2 separate regions of the Homo sapiens genome follow, and region 2 is linked to region 1. The links are chromatin contacts, found by Hi-C or POLR2A ChIA-PET in ENCODE. All regions are on one chromosome and are shown on one strand. The core of a region is the stretch at or near the end of the contact, and the rest is flanking DNA. Distances in the headings are between cores, read along the strand shown.

What was found. Hi-C counts contacts between places; a loop is a spot of excess contacts on that map. ChIA-PET counts read pairs that join two places held with the same protein, here RNA polymerase II (POLR2A). Pooled maps may share reads with other maps.
Region 2: a loop to region 1 is called in a pooled map, with 4 times the contacts of the local background. The contact joins the promoter of ZNF493 here to the enhancer-like site in region 1. A Hi-C loop is called at or near these places in 6 of 50 pooled maps. POLR2A ChIA-PET finds 5 or more read pairs at or near these places in 3 of 52 experiments (CD4-positive, alpha-beta T cell, MCF 10A and naive thymus-derived CD4-positive, alpha-beta T cell).

What each region holds. Positions count from the first base shown.
Region 1 is chr19:21,604,087-21,606,786 of GRCh38, forward strand. The region is part of intron 3 of LOC105372323 (a long non-coding RNA gene); the gene reads left to right. Among named protein-coding and RNA genes, the nearest start is that of ZNF429, 100 kb to the left of the region's middle. Within about 2 kb of position 1,310, at least 11 of the 41 ENCODE cell types and tissues checked have a DNase peak (open chromatin) inside an H3K27ac peak, as active enhancers do.
Region 2 is chr19:21,395,752-21,398,451 of GRCh38, forward strand. It overlaps ZNF493 (zinc finger protein 493), which reads left to right and starts at 1,382. Exons shown (of 4, transcript NM_001076678.3): 1 at 1,382-1,516. The coding sequence starts at 1,487. RefSeq lists a silencer at 1,421-1,659.

The DNA of each region.
Region 1 (2,700 bases), core at 60-2,559:
AGGCACATTCCTGGCTAAGCAGCATCCAAAACTCCTGTAATAGGACCCAGTCTGGTGAACCTGAGGGTGAAAATGAGAGTGAGAGTGCACTGCAAGGGAGGAAATGAGAGGGAAAGCATTGAAACCAACTCCTTTGGAGTGCACGATAAAGAATTTTTTTAAAAAAGGATTTAGAGGTGATTATGGGATGAAACTGGATGTTCAAAAGTTAAAGACATACTGTGAATTAGAATAGCCCTGTTTTAGTGTTGGATGGCTGGCCGAAGGCACTATAGAGAAATTGGCCATGTGTTTTAAGGTGGTGACTAGGATCAGAGGACAGCCAGGACATTCAGACCTAGTCTTTATATTGACTCATGGCTAAATGAATGCAGCCCTGCTTAGCAGTTTATTGTAGAACGCTCACAGCTCATGCCAAGAGAAACCAGCTGCACTGGCAGCTACAGAGTTAAAGGGAAAGTCACAGAGGCTTATAGCACCAAAAGCAAAAAGTGAAAGCCAAAAGTGAAAGTAAAAATCAGCCACCCTGGCAGCTATGGAGACAAAAGAAAAGTCTTAGGAAAAAGAAAACCAGTTTTGCAAGAACCACAGGAGGGAATAGAGACCCCTCCTCCCTACATTCCAATCTACCCCCCTTTACCAAGGCTAACTGCCCCTAAGGAGTTAAGTTCAAAGAGATACAGGCTCCCAGTCTCACCCGAGAAAGAGAAATCAGAGCTCTGGGAAGTTAAAGCGAAAGGCTGGAAAAGTCAGGCAGGCCATCTCAGGTCGAGCCATGCCCAAGTTATGCTTCTGCCTCTAAAAAGGACAAGAGGACCCCCACCAGGATGCAGATGATGCAGTCCACCTTCAGCACCCACAAAAGTGCCGAGAAGCACTTCTGCAAAGGCTAAAGGATGGTAAAAGAAAAAGGCAACCAATATAAAACATCTCAGAGGTGCTCCAGGGTGCAGATAAAAGCACCAGCCAGTTTTATGAAAGACTTTGTAAGGCATTTTGGTTGCACACTCCATTTAACCCTGAGGCTGCTGAAAATCAGTGCAAGGTGAATACGGCATTTGTAAGGCAGACCCAAGGAGATATCAGGCATAAATTGCAGAAGTTAGAAGCTCTGTAGGCATGAATGCTACTCAGCTTATTAAAGTGGCTACCAGGGTGTACATTAACGAGATCAGGAGGCAAAGAAGAAAGCTGATCAGAGGCTTAAGAAAGGCTAATTTACTAGCAGCAGCCCTTGTGGGAAGAGAAGCTGGCTTTGCAAAGAGGCATGGACGCAGGCGTGAACACAGTCACGGAAAAGGCTAGTCCGGACAGGAGTTTGAAAGCTGGCCAAGGCTAGAGAGAGATTTATGTGCACGGTGCAAAAGGAAAGGACACTAGAAGGATACACGTCAAAAGAATAAGGAGAATGGGCCGGGCATGGTGGCTGACGCTTGTAATCCCAGCACTTTGGGAGGCCGAGGCAGGTGGATCACGACGTCAGGAGGTCGAGACCATCCTGGCTAACACGGTGAAACCCTGTCTCTACTAAAAATACAAAAAAAAAAAAAAAAAAAAAAAAAAAAAGCCGGGCATGGTGGCAGGCACCTGTAGTCCCAGCTACTCGGGAGGCTGAGGCAGAAGAAAGGCGTGAACCCTGGAGGCGGAGCTTGCAGTGAGCTATCGCGCCACTGCACTCCAGCCTGGGTGACAGAGCAAGACTCCATCTCAAAAACATAAAAAGAATAAGGAGAATTGTCAAGGCCATGGTATGAAAAAAAAAAACCACCGGCCAAGGGCTACTGCACCCAGGAAAAACCCAAGACCCCCTGCACCTGCTGTGAAAGGCAGGATATAAAGTATCAGAAAACAGCTCAAATCTGCTCTAAAAGTGTCCAGTATTTAAGCTTTTATATAAACCAAGAGGAAAGATGGCTTAGTAGTAAACAAAAGCAGGCTGTTTGTGTACTTCCTACTCCAACAACCTGGTGTCAAATAAGAGAGTTCCTAAGGGCAGCAAGGTTCTGCCACATTTAGATCCCAAATTTCTTGCTCATGGCTAAGCCATTATACAAAGCCACAAAGAGGAGGAAAGAAAGAGCCTCTCCTCTAGGAGGCCAACCAGGAGAAGGCTTTTATTTATTTATTTTTTTTTGAAGCCACTCCACAAGTCACTCTATATTGCAAATTATACATAATAGTACACCTAATCAATATATAAATGTTATGGGTTAAACATCTACAACAAACAAAATAACATTTAACATCAAGAGAAAAGAAATGGGAAAAAAAGGTTAATGAACCAGTCCATGAAGAGCAACAGAGACAAAAAGAATCTCCTGGTCTGGGCCAGGCAGTCCAGTGGTCTTGCAAGGAACACCTTTGATGTGGGTAGAGCCTTTCGTGGCAGATGCCAGAGCCTTTCATGGCAGATGCCATGGAGCTTATCTTTTTTTTTTTTTTTTTTTTAAATTGATCATTCTTGGGTGTTTCTCGCAGAGGGGGATTTGGCAGGGTCATAGGACAATAGTGGAGGGAAGGCCAGCAGATAAACAAGTGAACAAAGGTCTCTGGTTTTCCTAGGCAGAGGACCCTGCGGCCTTCCGCAGTGTTTGTGTCCCTGGGTACTTGAGATTAGGGAGTGGTGATGACTCTTAACGAGCATGCTGCCTTCAAGCATCTGTTTAACAAAGCACATCTTGCACCACCCTTAATCCATTT
Region 2 (2,700 bases), core at 132-2,631, 210 kb before region 1:
TGCTAGAAAGGTAAAATACAGAGTTAGTTTCAAAGATACAGTTCCAAATATATATATACTTCATTAATCTTTACATATTGCTCACATATTACAATGATAATATTTTGGATATATTGGGTTAATTAAATTGTTACAATGAATTTCACCTGTTTCTTCTCCTTCTTTTTAAAATTTTTTTATTTTTGAGATGGAGTCTTGCTCTGTTTCCCAGACTGGAGTGCAATGGCGTGATCTTGGCTCACCTCAACCTCTGCCTCCTGGGTTTAAGTGATTCTCCTGCCTCAGCCTCTCTATTAGCTGGGATTACAGGCACCTGCCATCATACCCAGATAATTTTTGTATTTTTGTAGAGACGGGGTTTCACCATGTTGGCTAGGCTGGTCTTGCACTCCTGACCTCGGGTGATCCGCCTGCCTCGGCCTCCCCAAGTGCTGAGATAACAGGCATGGGACACTACACCCGGCTTTCTTTTCTTTCACTTTTATTTTCTTTCTTCTCTTCTCTTCACTTTTCTTTCTTCTTTTTCCTTCCTTCCTTTTCCTTCCTTCCCTCTTTCCTTCTCTCTCTCTCTCTTTCACTCTTTCTTTCTCTCTCTCTCTTTCTCTCTTCTTTTTTTTTCTTGAGATGGAGTTTCACTCTTGTTGACCAGGCTGGAGTGTGCAGTGGGGCGATCTCGGCTCACTGCAACCTCTGCCTCCCTCCACCTCCCGGGTTCAAGCGATTATTTTGCCTCAGCCTCCCGAGTAGCTGGGATAACAGGCGCCCACCACCACGCCTGGTTATTTTTTCTTATTTTTAGTAGGGACGGGGTTTCATCATGTTGGCCAGGCTGGTCTCAAACTCCTGACCTCAGGCGATCCACCCGCCTCGGCCTCCCAAAGTGCTGGGATTACAGGCGTGAGCCACTGCGCCCGGCCCTTCTTTATTTTTAAAGTCTGGCTACTAGAAAATTTAAAATTCACATGTGGCTCACATCTTATTTCATAAGATTGGCTCCTTTTAAAAATCTCAGGCTGCTAGTTCAAAGGACTAGGAGCCAGGAAGGTCATAAAAGCTGAAATTTTAAAATAATTATTTTTTTAAATTTGTGAATAGCCATATATTATTTATAAGTGCTTATGACCTTATACACAAGGTTAAGGGAAAATACCCTCTAAGGTGTGCCTGGCTCAGCTCAGGGAGGAAGCCCTGCCTGAAAAGGCTGCAGCCTAGGCTATCACTCTTTCTTCACTCCGCCCAGCATTTGGTCATATCTTCTGTCACTCAGGGCCTGAAGGGGCGGGCCCTTAAACCGTATCCAATCAGACACGCAGAACTGGGAACCGTCCAATTAGGCACACATTTGGAGCGGCGAGGACGGCTTCCGGGATGTGGCTGGGCCATTGTTTCTCTCTGCTGCCGGAGCTCCAGGTCTACCCTTCACTGCTCTGTGTCCTCAGCGTGTGTGGCTTCGTGACCTGAAGATACTGGGAAATCCATAGCTAAGATGCCAGGACCCCCTGAAAGCCTAGACATGGTGAGAGTGCTGGGTCCGACATCACGAGAGAGGGGAAGGAGTTGCTCGGAACCGGTGGGAAGTGGCTGTGGCGGGACTCAGGCCTCCCCGCAGTCAGCTCCACAATCTGCTCCCTGAGTTCTCCTTGCCCAGCTCGGCCTCAGTCTCCTTCAGCCGTAAGTTGGCGGCTGCGCCAACAGCCGGGGCCCCGGGCGTCCTGTCTCTTCCCTGCACTGTGACTGTGCCCTGCCTGGAGTCCTCTCTGGCAGTTCTGCACCCGCAGCGCCGCGTCTTTCTCAGATTGTGCGGGGACCACGGGAGGGTCATCAGGGGAGAATCCTGACTTGGGGTGCGGGTTCATGAATGGGAAGAGCTTTGGTCCGTGGGGTTCCCAGTTGCTATTTTCTCCTATTAAAAATTTATGGGCGTCACTGCAAAAATATTAAAGAATGTAATCAAAGAGTGGTTCTAGAATTGTAGAGCACCCAGCTATGGTTTGTAGTTTGTGGTCTGTGGGAGAGGCTTGAAGGAAAGTCTTTTATAAAATGCATGATGAAGAAACCAAATTTACTAATTGGTTAGGTACAGTTACATGGTTTCTTAATATGTGCGTTAAAGGTGAAAATTTCCTGGTTATGTAATCAGAGCTTAATTGGCAGTTTACAGTTGCTGAAGCCTGAATTTTGTTTCTCTGAATGTAGTAATTAAAAATAATGCACCTGAGTTAGATTTTTTTTTTAAAGTAAGAATTCAGGGACTAGAAATACCTCAGTCTAATTGCCTGCCACTTAATTATTTTCACACTCCACAGGGAACTGATTTTCTGCTGTATTTTTCACCTGTGTCCCAAGCAGAGTCTTGGAACCAATCCCCCATTTCTCCGGCCTCACTCTGGCTTGCAGTAAGATAATTTCCAGTTTCCTCTGACGTTCCTAAATGCCACCTTTTCCTCCCTAATTCACATTATCGCCTATTTGTCTTTTACTGTACTTTTTTATACCATATTTTAATTATTTTTTTGGCAAAGCATTAAATGGTTAAATGGTGCATTTAAAGAGATTTGTTATCTGTTTGTAAATATTTCCCATGAAAAGAAGGCAAATAATAATACCCTGACACTGCATTGTAGTAAATCTCTGTCTCTTTTGCTTTCATCTTGTCTAGGCACAGAGATGTTACCAGAATGTTTTTGGGTCGAAGTTCTC